Linked DNA regions of Mus musculus: region 1 is linked to region 2. A link is a loop called in an ENCODE intact Hi-C map of the cell type or tissue named here. Cell type or tissue: heart. All regions are shown on one strand. Links, peaks and the distances in the headings refer to the core of each region. The heading gives the core; the rest is flanking DNA.

What was found. A loop is a pair of places that touch in the nucleus more often than their neighbours do. Peaks named below come from ENCODE experiments on the same cell type or tissue, not always from the same donor. Only the 100,000 strongest peaks of a DNase experiment are listed, where the experiment ranks them.
Region 1: it touches region 2 in a loop (11-fold over the local background); 28 of 42 quality-filtered maps call a loop at or near these places.

Annotation. Positions count from the first base shown.
Region 1 is chr8:81,342,154-81,359,450 of GRCm38, reverse strand. Inpp4b (inositol polyphosphate-4-phosphatase, type II) reads right to left here and starts at 16,889. Exons shown (of 25, transcript NM_001024617.3): 1 at 16,654-16,889. Gm51582 reads left to right here and starts at 16,798. Exons shown (of 2, transcript XM_030243908.1): 1 at 16,798-17,197. The coding sequence starts at 16,809. In heart, for the core only: no CTCF peak of the experiment used is centred there; no DNase peak of the experiment used is centred there; H3K27me3 peaks cover 62 bases.
Region 2 is chr8:81,804,649-81,808,648 of GRCm38, reverse strand. All of the region lies in intron 7 of Inpp4b (inositol polyphosphate-4-phosphatase, type II), which reads right to left. Among named protein-coding and RNA genes, the nearest start is that of Gm25267, 350 kb to the left of the region's middle. In heart, for the core only: a CTCF peak has its summit at 1,617 (motif pointing right); a DNase peak (open chromatin) is centred at 1,698.

The DNA of each region.
Region 1 (17,297 bases), core at 6,102-10,101, 460 kb after region 2:
AAGGATAGGAAAGAGGAAGGAAGGAAGGAAGCAAGGCAGGATGAAGAAAGTGCCCACCAGATGTCCTTCAGGCTTCAGGCAGAATTGCAGTTGAGAGCAAATGTCCAGATTTAGTTCAGTCTGGAAGAGGACCAAAGAATGATGACAAGAAGCTTGAGTGAAATTGAGCAGGTGAGAACTTATTAAAGGTACCATTTCTTTTCATTTCTATGTTTATTTCAGAATTAAACAAATGAGAGCTTCCAAAGATGCAGCCCTCCTTCATGCCATTTTTCCTTTTCCCAGCTTCAGTGCTGGTGAGTCAAGTAGCAAGTCCAAGACAACACTGGGATAGGCAGAAGCCGTCAATACTCCTGGTAGGTATTCACCAGCAGACAGTGGTCCCATTGTCTTCTAGTTTCATGCAGCAGACTGAATCCTGGAGTCTGGGCCAGATAGGGCCTTACACTTGCTGCTCTGCCCCATTTGACTCTTCAAAAGTTATTGGAAGGCAGCTATAGGGTGGGGGTGAGGCAGTAAGTTGCACAGCTCAGAGTGCCACAGAGCAAAGGAATTGCGAATTGTCTGCTTTTGCACATTAAAACATTAATCTCCCCACAGGGGGCAACTTCGGTGATTTCTTTGCAAATATCTTCTTCAAGGATTGATTAGGGTGAAGGGAGAGTCTTCCTGTCCATTAATTCAGAGGACATGTACATACACATTCCCCTGTGTTTTCAATGAATGATGATAAGGAAAATTCAAATTCTTCTTATGTTTCCAGAAAGCTTTTTTTTTTCCTCCCAAGATTAAGCATCTGTGTTGAAGGATCTGCAAATGAACCTCACTAGTGAGCTCAGTAAACAGATCTGCAACGGTCATGCAATACAAGTTCACAACTGCCTTCCCTTGGAAGATGGAGGATCCCTCATAGGATCGATTGGCCCATGCTTATCCTAATGAAGACTTGCCACCTGAGGTTGCTCGTTTTTTCCAAATACATTGTTCTTGCAGTGTAGCTGAGTTCCCACGGTATCTGCACTATAAGTAACCGCAGCACAAATAAATCCTTAACAGCACTGGTGCCATCTGGAGTAAACAAAGCCTTCTTAAAACTAAAATATATTTTGTGCCCAATATGTATCTTCTAAGACAGCAGGAGGGGAAGACAACACAGAACATACAGTGGCTGTTCTGAATTTAGCCACCAACCTCAATAGAGAGCTTTAGCCAGTGCCTTTTATGGAAGTTAACATTTATTTCTACTTATGTGGAATGTTTGGAGCTGAAAATTCAGCAACTCATCGAGTTCTTAAGCGTGCCCAATGCTCATAAAATGAGCGTGTAAATAAAGCAGATTGGTTTCCAAAGCTCTAGTGGACAGCATAGCAGATGTTTCCTTCAACTATGATGGCTTTTTAGGCCATGAAACAAAATTTGGCCTAGAACGAACAAAGTGAATGATTAAAGGCTTCCAACTGCTGGACAATTTTTATGCTCATAATCACCAGAATCTCCAGAAATCAGGTGTGTCCTTGGCAGAGTGATTCCAGTCAAACTTCAACAAGCATTTTCACAACCTTAAGTAAAGCGATAATCCTACAGATGAGCATGGTTTTAGCCAGACTCCCTCTCAGACGGGAACAGTCACACTGTCAGTTCACGAACAGACAAAGCCTTCCCTACTTCCTGCCACCCTGGCTTCAAGCCTCGGGGGAGGTGAGAGTAGTGGGTAAGTACTTTCTTTCCCAATGATAGAAGTTCACTGAAGAAGACTGAACACTGAACTCTGAACTTTGTACACACTTCTGCTGCTGGACAACTGGAATTTTCCCAGAAGCCTCCATCTACCAGTTCCTTAGTCTGCACCTGGAACACGACAAGCTACTCTCTGTGTGTCAAGCCTCTCCCCTGAAAGGCGAGGGCAACAATACTTGAATCACACAACTGTGGGGAGGAGAAGAATCAGTATGTGACTCGGGATGTCAAACCAACACAAGTTGATATTATTTTCATCAAAATGAACTGTTTTGTGTGTCTTCATGAATATACATCCTTTTCCTTCTGTGTATCTCATCTTTCTATTGTTCTTTCTCATGACTGCTACAAAAGAGATGAAGAACCCTCCAAATTGCTCATCTACACCAAAACAAGATTTGGTCCTACCACTTTTATGCAAATACCTTGCAAGTTTTTGTCAAAGTTCACTGCCAACATGTGATGAGAATTTTACAACCTTGCCCAGGCTCTGATGCTCGGGCAATGAAAGTCCTGTAGGAAATCAGAGTATACTCAGAGCAATGTGCTAACTAAAATGCCTGATGACATAAGGTAGGCTTTGATCAAGTGCTATTGCCCTTTTCCCATTGCTGCTATTCTTTCTCTCTCCAGCTTCTGTAAACCCATACACATGATGGAGTGTACACATGCACACATAGACTCTTCCAGTGCCAAATTCTCCTGGAAATAGTAAGAATTTACTACTAAGTCAAGTTTATCTAGATCTTTATCTCTATTGTGAGACCAGCTGTGTGATTTTCCTTGACTTACTGTATAAAAAAAAAAAACCCTACTGTATTGATCATTCACTTATCAAAACTATATTAAGACTATTGTGTACAATGAGTCCTACTGGGCATGAGACCCAATGATTACCTGAAACTCAAAGTAAATGCACCAAAAGCAAATACAGACTCCAAATAAAGGAATGAAAAGTGTGATATTTAATTTCAGCATTGAATTGGATTGGCTAAAGGTATACCCAGGGCATTACCAAGGCACCTTTGGGTACTTCTGTGAGGGTTTTTCCAGAGATGAACTGGATATGAGTGTGATAATCCCATAAACACAGGTCCTGGACTGAAAAAAAGTTGTCCTATGTGCTGCACCAGGATTAAAAACATGTGTGTCAAAGCAAGCCGTTGTTCTTGATAGGATTTGCCCATGGAGCTTCTCTGCATCAGGCTTCACCTTAATAGCCCATACTGCTTGCCTGCAGAAACTTTATGATATCAAGTAATAACTTAAAGAATTGCCTCCTTCTTATCAAAAATCATGGGAATCTAGGGAATGTTTCTGAATACCCCATCATATTTTTCTGCCCAGAGAGGAGAGTCATCTACTACACTATTACTCATATCATAAATTTAATTTGAATGCCATCTAGGTTTAGCTAAGTTCTAAAATATGTTTTTGATGTTATTACTGAAATGCTGTAAAACCTTGCTGTCTTTATTTGTGGTTTTACCACAAGCCATCTCAGGTCATTTTTTTTAAGTATACAGGGAATAAATGATGAATAAATTAGTGTAAGTACATAAATAAAAATACCCAGTTTCTGACAGCAAAGGACGACAAGGCCAGCATGACTTCTCTAGAGTGATTGTTATTCATAGGATGTTCCAGTAGCACTACCCTGTCTCCATAAAGCTCTTTTCACCTGACCACAGGAGACTGTTGAAAGACTACAGCCTACCACTCTCCCTGCACTTTTCAAAAGTGTTTGGGGAGTTGTTACCCAACAATACCATTTGTCTGTGTCCCTCCTGCCTTTAACACTGGGGCACCTCAGAGCCTAGTGAATCAATCTGCTGTTCATCAGAAAATAGAATGTGGAAATAGACTCATAGTTAAGTCCTGCTGAACTGAGACTGAATTTTTACTAAGTGTTTACCAGCTTTATTCTAAATAATATTTGTGGACTAGTATGCTAGAAAAAACACGTATCAATATGAGTTTATCTTTTTTCTTTTTCTTTACATGTATGTGTATGTGTAATGCATGCACATGTAGATGCATGTGTGGGGTCGAGGCTTGGGGAGGCCGTAGGTTGACATTGGGTGTCTTCCTTGTTTGCTCTCAACTGTATATAAGGAGGCAGGGTCTCTCCCTTGAGCCCCAAACTCACTGATTCAGATTGTTTAACTAGCTACCTTGCTCTTTGTACATGAGAACCCAAATAAACATGTGATTTAAAACACTAGTGTGATATCTTTGGTTGAGAGCATCCTCGGTTCTTCTTGCACATTCTTCTCAGCATCACATCACCAAGACTTTCTGCCAGAGAATGTTAGACAAGTGGGAGAGAAACTCCCCTGAGGCTTTGGGAGGATTTTCTTCTCTGCTTCAAACACACAATAAAAGAATTCAAAAGAGAATGCAGAAAACAGAAAATGATTAGAAGCCAGTTAGAAACCATTCACTTGGCTTCACCTGGTGCTAGGTTCAATGACCTAGCCCATGGATGTTGGTAGATCCTGACCAGGCAACCCACCTGTGCAGAAGCTGTTGCAGTTATAAACAGACAGATAAACCTGATTCTTTTTCTTTTCTTTTATTTTTTTAATTAGGTATTTATTTCAGTTACATTTCCAATGCTATCCCAAAAGTCCCCCACCCACTCCCCCACCCTCCCACTCCCACTTCTTGGCCCTGGCGTTCCCCTGTACTGAGGCATATAAAGGATAAACCTGATTCTTGCACAGCGCCAAAGTTCATAACTCAGAATAGCAGCTCCCTAAACAATCCCCATCTCACAGAGCAGCTGTCCTTGAATAATGTGACTACAGGTGTAGGTATGATACAGGCATGAAGAGCCCTTGGAAAAAGTTCTTGCCTGAGACTAGCCCAAGCAGATGGAGTCCTCTAATCAGAGAGAAAGAAAATGGGGATGTTTCCTGGTGAGAAAACAAAGGCTTTCCTCCGTGTGTGATTTGAATATGCAAGTGATTTTCTACTCCAAGGTCAAAGGATCTGTGCTGGAATAGACAGTAAGGAGCACTTGAGTAACACTTAAACAAGTTGGAAATATTTCTGAGTAATTTTTGTTTTTAGAAACACTATAGCTAGTGGACACAAAAATTATAGCCCCAGGCAAGACAACCAACCCCACCACACATTTGCAACTAGCCAGAGTTGATTATCTTACAGGTAATTTTGTCAGATTTAATACAAGAAATAAAATCTCCCCTAAACAATATCTGTTGCAATTTATGTTGTTGTTAGACAAAATTGTATATATTTTTGGGCTGTATTGTAAGACCTAATTAGTTATCCCATTTAAAAAATTGGCCTATGATTGATATTATCATTTAAGTATATGTACTGAATGTACAGTAGTTTAAAGTAAAATAGTTTAAAATAAATATATGTTGAACTCAAGGTTGTAGCCTTCAGGTTTCCTTTAACTCTGTCCCTAATATCCTCCAGTACTGTGAGCCAGGGATATACAATACCACTAAAAACGCAATGAGAATAAATAGCTCAAAATGGCTAATCTCATTTGATTTTAAGCTAGTAGAGAGCACAAGCCAAGATCACAGGTCACGATCACAATGCCTGATGTCTTGGTAGTTCTGAAAGTGGAGCATAAAACGAGAAAACACTCAGGCGAATGGATGCTGTCTGCCCTCTGTCCTTAGACACAGCAGGAAGAGTTGCCAAAATCAGACTGTCAGTGAGATTTAGATAAGACTGAATCTTTAAACGGTGCCAATTCTCCTTAATCCCATTTATCCATTCAATAAGACTCAATTAAAATCTTAAAGTATATTGGATTACAAAATTATTCTAAAATTAATTTGGAAGAAAGATCAATGGAAGTGTCTTACGGACATTGAACAGGAGGAAGAAAAGTACTAAAAAAAAATGAGGTCTCAGATGTACAGGACATAAAGATATAAAAATCATTCAATGCTGGGTTGTATTCGTAAAGGAACTGAAAAAGCCACTAGAGTAAAATAAGTATAGGGGAACTGAAAGTCCACTAAAGGCAAATGTGGGAGCTTTTGCATGTGTGTGCACCTGTGGACTAAGGGAGTGTCTGCATGTGTACACCTGTGGACTAAGGGAGCGTCTGCATGTGTGCACCTGCGGACTAAGGGAGTGTCTGCATATGTGCACCTGCGAACTAAGGGAGTGTCTGCATGTGTGCACTTGCAGACTAAGGGGATGTTTGGTACCATCGATAAAAGCAAGACCAAATGGAGAATAAGTCATATTTAAAGACTACCATGATAAAAAAAAAACCCATTTTAGAGGAATTTCAACGGGTTGCATAGTTCATATTACCTGGAAAATGTTGACTATGTGAGAGACAAAAGCATTTACTAACTAGATATGAATAATTTTAAATCAACTTAGGCAAATCAGAAACTTCTTTGTTGGTTTGGAAAAAATACAGTTTCGTTCACAAAAACACCATGGGAAAAACAAGATATTCAGTTTAACCACAACCATATTTTCAACTGATATACACAAAGAAGATGCAAGTAACATAATTGGCCAAAGTCCAATATCACTCTATGAAAAAAAAACAGTTTGGTGAAAAGAAATTCAGGGTCTCAATGTACAGTCACACTAAACACGTGAATTAGCATCACATTATAACATGCAAATGAAAATAACAGCTACACAATATTCAATCTCACTCAGCAGAGCCTTGGAAAAGAAATATGTCACATAAAAGCCTAGATTATATTTCATTTTGTGTGTGCATGTGTATTTTCTGTGCATGTATATGTACCTATGTGTGCAAGTCTGCTCACCCATGCATGTACATGTAGAGGCCACGTTAGTCTTTGAAATGGGGTCTTGGGAAACCCAGAGCTTTTCATTTTGGTTCTGCTGGCTTGCCAAGGAGCAGCAGACTACCCCTGACTATGTCCCCTACCCATACGTGCTAGAGCTACAGGTGTGAGCCCAGACCCCTCTCTGAGTTTTGATATGGGTCCTGGGGATCCAAACTCAGGTATTCATGCTTGCTCAACAAGCATTTTGGTCAATGAGCCATCTTCCAAATTCTAAAGTCTAGATCTCAAACTAGAATCAACTTTAGTCATACATCCATTCTTGGGTAGGTGAGTTAACATCCTCCAAAGAACATTTCCTAACTTTTAAAATGGGAGAGGGGCTCTAGGAATAAATCTTCATGAAAGAATAATACATATGATGCCCTGATTCAGTTCCCAGCAGTAAATTAAAAACAACAACAGTTGAATCATAAGACCACCACCCTCTGTAGCTATCACACAGAGGGTGTATAACATGGACACTGACAATAGGACTTGTGCTATGAACAGCTTCTAGAGGATGTCAGTCCTGGCTTCCCTTGTTAAATCCATCCTCACCTTTAGAACTAACACATTTTTAATATCATTACTGCTGGTGAAATGATAACCGGTCTTCTTGTGACGATGCAAATAAACAAAGCAAATAAATGGAAGCCTTCTGGGAAACAATTTGATAGTGTGAGGGCTTTTAAAAAGTTTCACATTCTTTATTCAGTATGCTGTTTCTAGGAATTGCCCCTAGAATAATACAAAATAAGATCAAATAGAAAATATTTGCCACAATTTGATGACAACAAAATCATTGCCAATAATCTAAAATCTAAGAATTTCTATGACTATATAATAATTCCCTGATCTCTATCTCCCCTGTTCCACACACACACACTTGTGTGTGTGTGTGTGTGTGTGTGTGTGTGTGTGTGTGTGTGTGTGTGTGTGATGTGTATTCATATGTGCTGATGCTGATGCATGCCACAATGTACATGTGAGATTAGAGGATGGCCTAGAGTGTCTGCCCTCACCTTCCACCATTTTGGAGGCAGGGTCATATGGTAACTTTTCTGCTGTGTATGCCAGGCTAGCTGGACCAGGGTGTCCAGGGATTCAGTCTCTGCCTCCCATCTCCCCAGTAGTGTTGGGACTGTAGACATTTGCTCTATGTAGCTTGTATATGGGCTCCAGGCATACAAATCAGTCAGTCCTCGGTGTTGTACATCAAGCACCCTGACCTAGTGAGCCACTCCTTGACTTCTACATTCATGTTTTTTTCAGCTTGATGTGTTTGACAACCTGGGGAAAGTGGCCATCTTTGTTACTCACTGCTATGACCAGAACATAGCCTAGCAGAGTACCTTGCAGATAACAAGTGTCAATCAGTATCTAAGCTAGCTTGAAGGAGAGAATTTTAAATTAAAAACAAACAAAAGAAACACCCACAAATAGACTATAATCATTATAAGAGAATCATAGAAAATTATAGAAAGAACGATAAAATGCTAACAATGTTGATTTGGGTGATGTTTTCTGCCTCTTTAGACCTCACTTGTCCATTATTTATGTTAATGGAGCCTTACCACACTTTTAATCAGGAAAATAAATGAGTGGAAAAAATAGAGAAGTCAAATAGGGTAGAATGTCTCCATTATGTTCCGATCCACTATCCCAGCATCAGCATTCCTCTCTCACTGTTGCATAAGATACGAAGGAGACACACATAACCAAATAAAGGGAGAAAAAATGGGAGCACATCCCAGGCAAGGAATCATTTGTAAAGAACTATTTTATAGCTATACTTCCTTGGATATAATTTCTATAATTTGTTCCCACACTCCAAAGAGGCTAGAAAGTGCAGGAGACTAGAGATGAAGTTAAAATGGTCCTTACTGAACATCTATAGTATCTGGCTACAGGGAAGACAAGAATTCACTCGTCCTGAATGGACAACTATAGATTGGGCTTATGGGGTAGACAGGAGTCCAGTGAACTAGGCGTATGACCTTTGAACTTTTACATATAATAAAATATTTTTATTAATGCATCTCATAATTAGCAGCTTTGGTTGATGATTATTCCCCTTGATCTCCATTCCTACAATGCAGCGAACGTGATTGAAAAGCAGATCATCCAGAAAGGGAGACGATGCAGTTGCTCCATCCTGCTGCACTTATGAATGAACTGATTGCATCTGTTATGACTCATAATTTAATCATTCACCTACATAGAGTCAAGTCTACCATCAGGTTAACAAAAGAAATACTTTCAGTAACTCTTACCTGCATAAACACCAATAAACCATAAGTACAGCAGGGTTGGTCTAGTTTGCTCTCTTACCATCATAACACAGAGTGTGTTTGGGAATAATGGAAGCATTAACATTGTAATTTATTCTTCCTTCTTTTCCCCCTTCCTTCCTTCCTCCCTTCCTTCCTCCCTTCCTCCCTTCCTCCCTTCCTCCCTTCCTCCCTTCCTCCCTTCCTCCCTTCCTCCCTTCCTCCCTTCCTTCCTTCCTCCCTTCCTCTCTCCCTTTCTTCCTTCCTCCCTTCCTCCCTTCCTTTCTCCCTTCCTTCCTTCCTTCCTTCCTTCCTTCCTTCCTTCCTTCCTTCCTTCCTTCCTTCCTGTTGCTTTGTTGGTAGTGTTGCTTTTCATTTGTGTGGTTTTTTTATTTTAAGGAAGGTCCTTGCTGTGTATCCAGGGATGAATGCTAACTTATTATCCTCTCATCTCTATTTTCTTAGTGATGGAATTAAAGACATATACCACTATGGTCTACTCACTTGTAAAGTTTGTTTGTTTGTTTGTTTGTTTGTTGCACTGATGAGGTACTACAGGGAGGAGGCTCAGGGGAAGCAATGATAGTCTGTGTTTCCTAGGAAAAAAGTCAGAGTGTGTTGTGAAAGGGTTAAGATTCAAATGTGTGTATATAATGGGTGCCACAATGTCTGTTTTTGGATTGACCATATGTCTTTATTTTTGTCATGCTCATTTAATTTTTCCTTTCCTTCTCACTTGCCCAGTCATAAGCAAAATTCTGGCAATTAATTCCGAAGAGTTCTCCAGGTATGCAGACTTCACATAAAAGCAGCGTATGCTAAATCAAATCTTTAAAGTATTTCAAATAACAGATCTCCCAGATACAATTCTAAGGTTTATGTGCTTGTGGGTTTTAACTCAGTTAACTCCCACAATAAAAATAAATAGCTTAAAAGAAAAACTTTAAAAATGGATGCAGTGAAGATGGCCTAAGAGCTGCATACTGCCACCTGGTGGTGAGTGTCTATAATGCCAGCCTCCCTTGAACAGCTATCTGAGGAGGGAATGCTGTATTTTAAAACAACTTTACCAGAGGACAATGAGGAAACATATTTAACCTTAAGATTTCAGCAGAAAGAAAAAAAATCTATTGAAACAGAGGAAATCACAGATACCATTAAAAGCAACCTGTCTTATTAAGACACATCCAAGCAGATGAGTAAATATAAAAATCTTTAGATTTTGTTAATGAAGAGAGGAAAAGGTGTGTTTTAAGGTGGTGTGTGTGTATGTGGCAGTTGGAATTGAATCCATGGCTTTTCCTATGCTAGGCAGGGTGTTCTACCACTGGCCTATGTCACCAGCTAAGGTGGGCATATGTTTGTTCATTTGTTTCTTTTTTGACAGAATTCCCTGTTATCCACAGGGACCTTGGACCAACTGTGTAGCCAAGGACAGCCTTGAGCTCCTCCAGATCTTCCTTCCTCCATCTCCTGAGCGCTGGGATTACAGGTGTACAATATCACATAAAACTGACATTTTTGTACTGTGCTTCACCTAGTAATGTATTTTATAATGGATGCTAGAGAGATGGCTGAGTGAGTGCTTAGGAGCAAACACAGGACCAGAGTTCAGGTCTCAGCACACACTTGCCAAGACCATTGTCCCTGGAACCTCAACTCCAAAAGCAGAGGAGACAGTGGGAGCTTGGTGGCTTCAGCCTAGCCCAGAGAACGGCAGTGTTAGGTTCAAGAGGCACTCTCCCTTAAAGGAATACTCAGAGAAAGACAGGATAATAGACACTGGCTTCTGATCTTCATATTTAGAACTGAGTGTATTTATACACACACACACACACACACACACACACACACACACACACACCTAAAGCTTACAAAAATATTTTCAATAAAATTTTGTAAACTCTCAAAAATGCTTTTAAAAATATTTATCTGTAAGCAAGACACATCTAGGGAGTCTGTGATACAAAAGTGTTTGGAACAGCATTGGATGATATTAAATAATTATAAATGAGATTTTAATGCTTCCTTGAAAACTGCTGAAGTCTCAGCTCAAGCTCACAGGTTATAACCTTGGGTTAACATGCCACTGATTCTCAGTTTTCCTTTGCTTCCCTCAGGTTAAGTGACTTTTTAGGTACTAGAAAGCTTAGTCAACGGGTCACCCCTCTTGGCTTTTGTCTGGTAGAGCAACCAACAATGATTAAACAAGAACTACATTGAAAATTCTAAGAACAAGTTCTCTGTGGAGGACTTAGACAGCCTGGGAGGATGTGTGTTTAGTGTAATATTCTAGAAGGGCAGTCTTCCTGCCTCAGCCTCTCAAATTCTGGGAATGTATCATGCCTACTCAAGACCACCACTGTAACAGTAAATAAAAATTCTAGCTAGTTAGTTCATTGTATGGTACTGGAGACTTCCCAAGGTCTTCCTCAATCTAGACAAGTGCTTTACTGGGGACCTACATTTTCATCTCAAAAAGCTATCAGTAGGATATAGCTATATATAGTTGGATGGGTGTTAGATTTTCATTGTCGCTGTTGCTTGAGGGTTTTTTGTTGTTGTTGTATTTCATTTTTGTTTTTCATATGCTGAATTGCTTTATGTTAACTAGACCCAAGCTAGAATTCTCTGAAAGGAGGAAACCTTAATTGAGACAAAAAAAAATGCCTCCATAGGATCAGACTATACATAAATCTGTAGAGCATTTCCTTAGTTAGTGATTTTTGGGAGAGGGCACAGCCCATTGTGATTAGTGTCACCCCAGGGCTAGTAGTTGTGGGTTCTATAAGAAAGCAGGTTGAACAAGCTATGGGAAGCAAACCAAAATACAGCACCCCTCCATGGCCTCTGCATCAGCTCCTGCCTCCAGGTTCCTGTCCTGTTTAAGTTCCTGTCCTGACTTTCTTTTATGGTGAACAGAAATACAGAAGTGTAAGTCAAATAAACCCTTTTCTCCCCAACTTGCTCTTTTGGTCATTGTGTTTCACGGAAACAATAGAAAGCCAAACTAAAGCAATTCATTTGTCACAGTGATGGGATTGAATCCAGAGAGCTTCAGGTTCAAGGTACTAGTCTCACCGTGAAAGGTGTTTCTAGCTTTCATTCAGATAGAATTTTCATAGTGAATAATTCTGAAAGTTCTCTTTAAACTACAACCACTTAACCTTTAAAAACTCACTCTTTTGAGAAATAAAAAAATGTCACTTTCTTTCTGTGATATTTTAAATTAACACATAATATATAAATATATAAACAGTGTCTAGAAGTTTTCATTCCATTTCCTTTTGTACCTTGGAAGAAGTTTACCGTTGCTACTGTCACTTCAGTGATGTAATATCAACATGGCTTTAACACAGCCTGCATGTCCAGCACAACATCCCTAACATTGGAAAACATCAGAGAGAACCATTGAATAATTTCACTGTTAAGCCTGACAAATAGCTTTGTTGAAAATAAAAAGCCAAGTGAGTGGATAGATGGATACATAGATAGATAGATAGATAGATAGATAGATAGATAGATAGATAGATAGATAGATAGATAGATAGATAGATAGACAGAGAGAGATGGATACATAGATAAATGGACATTGATAGGTAAGCAGACTTATGATCGTTTAGATACTCAGATGGTAAATAGATGAATAGATAATTGATAGATAAATGATAGACAAAACTCCCTTTTAAAGTGTTATCTCCATCCCCATGAAAATTATTAATTTAAATAATTCCCAAAGGAAATTCCATCAAAGCCCTATGATTTGAGAAACTCACAATCTCCTTTACTCACTCAATTACCTCTCTGCATGGTCCCCAACATATCATCAGGGATCGTAGCAACAATAGCTGCATAGTGCAGAGCAGACTTACTCCAAATATGCCTCAAAAACAAGTTTGGAAAATATTACTTAAGAGTGCTGCACTGTGCTGTGATGATACCCACGGGTCAGCAAAATTACAGAAACAACTGGAAAGATGTAAACTCAAGATTCCACACCGCAGTCCATAGGCCTTGTGCAGATTGACTATACTAAGATACTCACAGGGTAGAAGATGTGAGCCCCCAGAGTGCCTTGGATAAAAGACAAGTCCTTCAACAGTCACAGACTGATTAGTCTGGGGTTTAGTCACAATCCATAAAACATCACAGCATGTCTTTTATGTGTGTATATGTATGTGTGCATGTATGGGTTTTATGTGAACCATGTGTATCTAGGTATCTGAGGAAGGTCATAAGAGGGCTTTAGATCCCCTGGGACAGGAATTAAAAGCCCTTGTGAGCTGACCAATGTAGATGCTGGGAATCAAACCTAAATCCTCGGAAAGGGCTGAGCCTTCTCTCCAGCCTTGCCATACGCATCTTAAAATCATTTTTATTGGCAGATGAAGCATTGAACACATAAAGAGGATAAACTGAGATATCCTGACTTCAATGAGACTCTGGGAGCTTCCTTATAAGTGTCCCACTACCCACGTATCGTTCTTAGGTATATACTACAACTAAGGTTTTAAAACACAAAGACTGCATGAATCTAACGTGCAAAAACTCAGTTATAGCATTGTTCTTTAGATGTATCTATTGAGAAATGTTTATGCTGAAACTGTGTATTGAACAGTTTGAATATCAAAATATGTGTGGGATCAGTGTCTGCTAAGGGTTCTCTAGCAGAGATTTCTAAGCAACATACAGAAAAAGAGAACAAAATAACATGGCTTTTGGAGTAAGTTCCTTAGGCCTTTAGAGAGAGAAATCAGTCACTTTAAAAGAATAAAAACACAGAATATAGAAAATACATGCTTTGAACCTGCGATTGCATGTTCCAATTGAAAAAGCTGTATGAATGACAAAGCGTTGACTCCATGCAGATTATAAAACATATGAGACTTGTTTCTCTAACTATTAGCACCACTGAGTGGAAAAAGCAAACATGGCAGATACTCAGTAAGCATTTTCCTTACTAATTACAACTTTCTCCTGTTTGGACTTTGTGTTTTCAGATGCTGGATGCTTACCTGAGACTGATGTCTACTTGGTTGCTAAGAGATAAGATGGGTTGGCAGGTATTCCTGTCTTTCATGGATGCCTTCTAGGATTTTGCCTGAAGGCCTTGGATGTTACCCACTGCCCATGTGGGGACCAGCCTGACTAGGAACTAGAAGGCAGTGCAAGGTTTCAGAAGAGAAATCAGAAACTTTACATTTGCATGCTGTAGAACAAATAGCTGGCTTCTCCAGCGTTTAATTTCACTTTGCATTTCAGAAAACTAAAGTGTGATTGCATCATCTTCTAACCAAAGCTGGCTGACCTGTCTACAGTACTAGGGCCAGATAGTATTTTGACAGAAGAATCTTGTAAGATTTAAAGTCATTCGATTGACTTGCATCCTCAGAGTGGAGCTGAGGCCAATATTCTAAGAGTACCTTCTGCCCAGAACACTGATGATTCTTTATATGTTTTGAGGGTCAAGACTCAGTTTATCAAGCTGTTCTCACTTTGTCAGAACAGAGCCCCGTATCAAACACCCTATTGGCCATCAGTTTATCACAAATAAATACCGGTTTACCTCATCCGTGAGAATACAATTTAGAATGATAAAAACCAATCAGAAAATGTTTCCCAATGACACAGAGCTTGTAGCCTCATCACAATCACGTTTCATAACCTTTCAAGGACAATCTCTTAAGTCACTATTGAAAGAAACTCACAGAAAAAAAAACATTCTATATTTTCTATTTTTTCTTTTAATGAAAATAGTTTTTTCATACATAGTATTCTGATTGCATTTTGCCTTCCTCAACTCCTAAGATATCCCCCCACCTCCTCCCACCTGAATCCACACCCCTTCTGTCTCTCATTAGAAAACAGGCATCTAAAGAAAAATAATAAAATAAAATAGGACAAGACAAAAACCAAAAATAGAAGAAGAAAAAGAGCCCCCCCCCAAAAAAAACCCACAAAACATACACAAGGCTCAGAGACACATATTCTCTCACATACACAGGACTCTCATAAAACGCCCCCTTTTTCCTTCCTTCCTTTATTTCCTTCTTTCTTTCTTTCTCTCCTTTATTTTTCTGCAGAAGCATTTTAACTTAGTGCAACTCCTACAGGTTTGAGTTTAAGGCCCATGTGCTGAGCCCAGAGGCACTGATCAATTACTGTGATTTCATGTCAATGTTTCCCTGGAGTATATCCCAAAGAACATGAGCTAATGTATTTCCTCCCACACCGAGTAAGCTGACAGTACCCACTTGTCCAAACCTCTCCTAACTCTACCTTTAACACAGCATCAGGCAGCCACTCTCTTGCTGAGTCTCTGAACCAAGTCAGATTGATAACATTCTGATTCCAGAACTCACTAAGAAAATTTCTGTGCGAACAAGTCCTCTAAATGTAGATGTACACCTATAAAAGGGGCCACCTAGTGCCCATCATAGGAGAGATGAACTCATCCCTGTCTTCTGCTCTTTCATGTATTTTATAGAGCTACACCTTTATAAATAACTTCTTTCAGACTGAAGGGAAATGTAAGCAAAATGTAATACCCACATAATGACCTCAAATGTCATTTTGGAAAGAGCAAGGAAGCCAGAATCAGGAGAAAGAAAAACATAAAGTAAGATGAACAAAGAAGACATTCTACATCATTTAGACCAGCGTGACTGAATGTCCCGCAGGGTTTCCCTGGTAAGTTGACGCTGCAGGAACCACATAATCAACTGAGCATCCTTTCCCTTAACAAACCTCGGTCCCCTAACAGCACTGCTGCCTCTCTCTCCTCTGGGGTTTTTCCAATAAGTTTTGTGTGGCTGCAACTATCTCATCAATATGCACATCCCTACCTATAAAGCTTCTGTCTCCAAACAGAAACCTCTGGGTGTCCTCTGGGGCAGAAACCACCTCCCCTGAGGGAAGCAAAATCAAAGGTGGAGAGGGGCAAACACCGGTGCCTCTGGTTCTCGCATCACCTAGAGCTAGCCAGTTGCAAGCCTGAAAGTCCATACTAGCAGCAGGCTCCTGGGTTTGCTCAGGACCCTTGTCCTGCTAGAGGGGCCAGATAAGCTCAAGTAGGCTGTAGTGCAAATTTGAGACTCCAGAGGAGCCTCTCATCACCCACTCTTACTTTGAAGCCCTGATTTTCTAACTCTTTCTTGACTTCTCTTTGGGGTAGGTAGAACATGAAGGTAGCCTAGGGGTAACAGGCCTGACTTGGGGGGGTGGTGTTGGGGGGACGGAGAGGGCAGGAGTTGCTGAAGGTGGGGCTGGAGATAGCCATGAAAAGAGAGCTCTTTAGGCAACTGCAACCCCAGCATGCCTTCCTTGTTCTAAGGACCAGGACCACTTCCTCTGAAGCAGGAGACAGCCAGTGACTGGGACTAGGGTTGAGAAGCAGTCCCTAAGCACTCCAGGTCGCTGCAGCACCTTTTAAGAACAGCTCAAAGGGACCATAAGCTGGGCCAGAACTCAGTGTCACCTGGGAGTTGGAACTCATATGTGTGTGCGTGTGTGTGTGTGTGTGTGTGTGTGTGTGTGTGTGTGTGTGTGGTGTTCACCCCAGACCAAGCGAGCTCCACTAGACAGTAATCAGGGTCACAGGGGTACCACCAGCAGCCAGGGTCCCTGGGAAGCAAGGCTGAAGGGACGATCTTGGCTGCAAGCTGGGAAACTTGATAAGAAACACACCAGCTGTCTCTCAGGCAGGACGTACTCCCCACCACCACCACCCTGAACTGTCCGATGCGCACGACTACAGCCTATGGATTCACCCATCCTCACCCTCCGCACCCTGCAAAATTCCCTCCCGAGCCCCAGGATCCCAGGCAGGATGTTACCTCTTGCAGAGGCTGAGTAGGGGGCGATAGCAGCGGCAGACACTTTTCAGGATGACTTTCCTGCGTTCTCCAGTGAAAGCGTGTGCGCCCAAGCAGAAGCTGTAACCTGCTATTTATAGCGGCGAGCTCAGCACCCGGGGCTGGGAACCCGGAGGATGGTAGCGTGCAGGGCGCGGGCCGAGCCTCCCCGCTCCCCGCTCCCTGCTCTGGGCTGGCAGCTCACGCTCCGCCCGCCGCCCCGCAGCGCGCGCCCGGGAGAAGTTGCTCCTCGCCCGCAGCTCACACGCCCCCTGGCACTGTCGCCACGTCCCCACCCCCAACGCCCTGCCTCTCTTCCTCCTCGTCTTAGGCTCACTCCCTCGGAGCGGTCTCCTCCCAATGTCACCAACCAGCCACCAAAGAGGAACAGCAGCAGTCTCGCAACTGGTGCAGCTCGCCTCCCTGCCACAGATGGAGTTGGTGGCCCGACCGCACAGCTCGAAATGACCACAACACGCTGCTTCTGTTTACTGACACCCACCACTCAGACTCTGCTGTCTCTGGGGTCAGCTGCCAATCCTGGGGTGCGGGATCACAGGGGCGAAGCGCGCGGGGCGGGGGGGGGGGGGGGCAAGGCAATCACAATGCGACCCGGACAGGAGAAG
Region 2 (4,000 bases), core at 1-4,000:
CAGGAATTCCTGCACAGCACAGTGGGAGACAATGGTCAAAGCCTAATCAAGTTGGTGAAAGTGTCACAAATACTTCCTCAGTGGCTCTTGGCAACTAGTGACAGGAAGACAACCAAAGAAAGTAAAAGCAGAGACATGAGCCCTTTCTCTTCTTTCCACAACATCAGAATTGACACGGGGGAAATTAAAGTTGCAATTATATTTGTATTGCTTATGCTGTATGAATATGTTAAGACATGTTTTGTATGTTATGAATACAAATTTTTATTTTAAAAATAAATTTTAATATATTCAATTAATATATGCACAATCTCATGTGTGCATATATTAGCACATGTATACACTATACTATACATTTTTCCAACCATATGTTTATGACTCACCAATATATCTTTTTCACATTTATTTAGTTTATGTATGTAGTAGTGATGCTTATATCATGGTCCATATATGAAAGTTGGAGGACAAATTATGGGAGTTGGTTCCCTCCTTTGACCATGTAGGACCTAGGGGTGGAACTCGGGCTCTTGAGCTTGGTGGTAAGAGCATTATCAGGCTTAGTCACCTTGCCTACTCCAATAAGTGGGAAAATTGGTATCCTATTTAAAATCCTAGTTAAATACTGAAACTCCTTTTGGGGGCTAATGGCACACAATAGACAGAAATCAAAAGAGGATAAAAAAGAAACAAAATAAAACAAATGTTTCTGCTTCTCTTCTTTATTCGTTTTCAATGAGATGGCTCTGAAAGTGTAAACTGATTTTATAACACCAATATCATCACAATCTGTCGTTGAGAGATGTTAGCAAGTGAGAGCTTCCAAGGTGCCCCTGTGTACTGGTGAGTGGAATTTCCTGCCGGAAGCCGTTTCTCACAGCAGTCATGCGCTCAGTTGTGCATGGCAGCTTTTGCTGACAAGCAGCCTATTGAGTTATGAATGTGCTGTCTGGGAAATCCATAGCATCGTGTCTCCCCATCACTCAGGTAATTAAACTTTATCACTCCACTTTAGAGAGTCCCTGTACACTGAATCACTAATGCTCAGAGCTCTACCCAAAAACACATACTAATAATTTAAAAGTGGAGTTAGGAGAGATGGCTCATTGGTAAAGTAGATGCTACAGGAGCATGGGGACCTGAGTGCAGATCCCCAGGACTCATGCCTGTGTGAGGATTCATGACTGTAAGCCCAGTGGAGAAGATCCAACAGGCAGATAACCGCACCCATCTGAGAGGCCAGAATGAGAGGCCAGAATGGATATGCGTCAGGTTCAGTGAGCAACTTTCAAATCACAAAGGGGTAAAGACACTAGACATTGGCTTCTGGCATCCACAAGCTCACACACACACACACACACACACACACACACACACACACACACACACACACACACACACACCACTACTTCTACTACTAAATACTAAATTATGTTAAGCATAATACTTTAATATTTTATGAATGTGGTGCAACTGTGAACATTTTAACATTATCCTTCAAAAGTTTGAGGGTATTAAGTAGGGCTTACAGTAGCATATTTATCATTAAATTGTCAAGGCTGAAAACACTAGCATTGCTATATATAATACAGCATCTCTAATTGGCAAGTGTGTGTTAGCCTCTAGGGGGAGCTCCAGGCTCTTCTCCTCCCTGTTCCTGAAGTAAGGACAGGGCAGAGAGAGGAGGAGGGAGAGAGGGGGAAGTTTGACCTGACTGGTCAGATGTTATGACACTGTAGGGACTGTGTTTGCAGGACTGGGCCTTTCAGTGGCCTTAAGAAGTCAATCTAGCAACTATGGCTCACAGACTCCATTCCTTCCATGTAGCAACCATACCTAACCAGCACCCCATATTACCCCCATTCTCTGTCCCTGTCTCTCTCTAGTACACACACACACACACACACACACACACACACACACACACACACACACACACACACACACAGAGAGAGAAAGAGAGAGAGAGAGAGAGAGAGAGAGAGAGAGAGAGAGAGAGAGAGAGAGAGACTTTGGGTGTTTCTGGTGAACTGGCCATGGTATTTAAACACACTAGCTCTAATTCTTTCTCAATTAGTATATTATGATATGTGAACATCATAGAATATCATTTTGCATGCATTTTCTTACTCTCAAAATCCCACTTTCTTTGATATATGGTTTCTGATGTGTCCCTAAGTACAGAGCTCTGTGCATCTTTATTTGCAACAATTTATTGTCAATGAAATTTCTTTCCAAATCAACTTGTATTTAATAAGTCAAGTCATTTCTCTACTATGTGATTTAATTAGTGTATTGTAGCTAAGGTCACAGAACAAAACCTAAATGCTACAGCAAGCATATAAAAATTCAAGAAAGATGCATTTGATTTTTCAAAATCCCCAAACCACCCAAATAGAAATCTCACCAGTGAAGTCCCATCTGCTAAATGTACTCTGGCATGTTGTTCACCATGGGCCACAAGCACATGTTGTTCACCATGGGCCACAAGCTCCCTCGGAGCTGTGGGGTTTGGTCTCAGCAAATATGGACACTGATTCTTACACCTACCAACTCATAGGGTGCTTAGACACCTTGCATAAATCATTGTCCTTCTGAGCCAGCTGCATATCTTCTTGCATATATTCTATGTGGTAATTAGGCACATATTTGGAAGGCACAGCGCATCCTTGCAAAAAAAAAAAGGAACAGGACTTTCAAAACAAACACAAACACTCACACACACACACACACACACACACACACACACACACACACACACAGGATTCCTTGTCTCTGTCTTGCACCTGGTGAGTTCTCATATATTATTATTTATATATTTGTATGCATGTGTGTGCATGCGTGCATGTGTGTGCATGTGTGTATATGTGTGGATGTGTATACATATGTGTATATGTGGGGATGTGTGTACATGTGTGTATATATGGAATGTATGTGCATATCTGTATATGTGTGGGTATGTGTGCATGTATGTATATGTGTGCATATGTGTATATGTGTGGATGTGTGTGCATTCATGTATATGTGTGTGCATATGTGTATATGTGTGGATATATATGTGTTCATGTGTGTATATGCATGGATGTATATGTGTGCATGTGTGTGGATGTGTGTTCATGTCTATATGTGTGTGTGCTGTGTGAATATGCATATGTACATGTGGAGGCCAGAGAGCATCAGTGTATACCATTGCTCAGGAGATGTCTCACAGGACTTTTTACTTCCCTGAAGCAGGATAGACTGGCCTGCTAATAACCCACAGTGCTCCTGAGCCTCTATATCCCACTCTGGAGAGTGCAAGCACACCACACCACACTAACATTTCTTATATGTATTCTGGGGATCAAATTAAGGTTCCCATGATTTACAAGGCTTGCTCTTTACTGAGGAGCCTGTTCTCTGGTCCTCCACTTTGTTTATGTACTTAGGATACTTGAGGAATCAACTGGTCAGATCAATTCAGGTAAAGGACAGAGAAGAAGAGTAGAATCTAGAATCGTGGATTCGAACTATCTTAAGGAATTCATCTGAACAAGAAGATTTGGAATTATGGAAGATAGAACAACAATCAAAAGAAAATCTTAAATTGTGTTTACATATTTACCTATATTTCCAAATTAGGAAACTGAAATGAGAGGCTTCATTAAAATGATCTAGGCTTATAGGCTTATTTTATGTGTTATTGTGTTGCTTTCTATGTGGCATAATGGAAATCCACTTCAGACCATACTAATGTTTATGGATTCTGGTTAAACTATACGTGAAATATGGTTTACAGGCCAGTTATCCATTTATAAGCTCTTTAAAACATTTGTTTATTTGTTTAGTTACTTATTTGTATGTGTGTGGGCATGTGCATACCATGCCGTGCATGTGGAGGACAGAGGACAAACCATAGGCATTGGTTTTCTTCTTATGACATGCAGGTCCCAGGGATAGATCGTGGGTCATCTGGGTTGTATACCAGTGCATTACCTACTGAGCTATCTCACTTTCCCCGGTT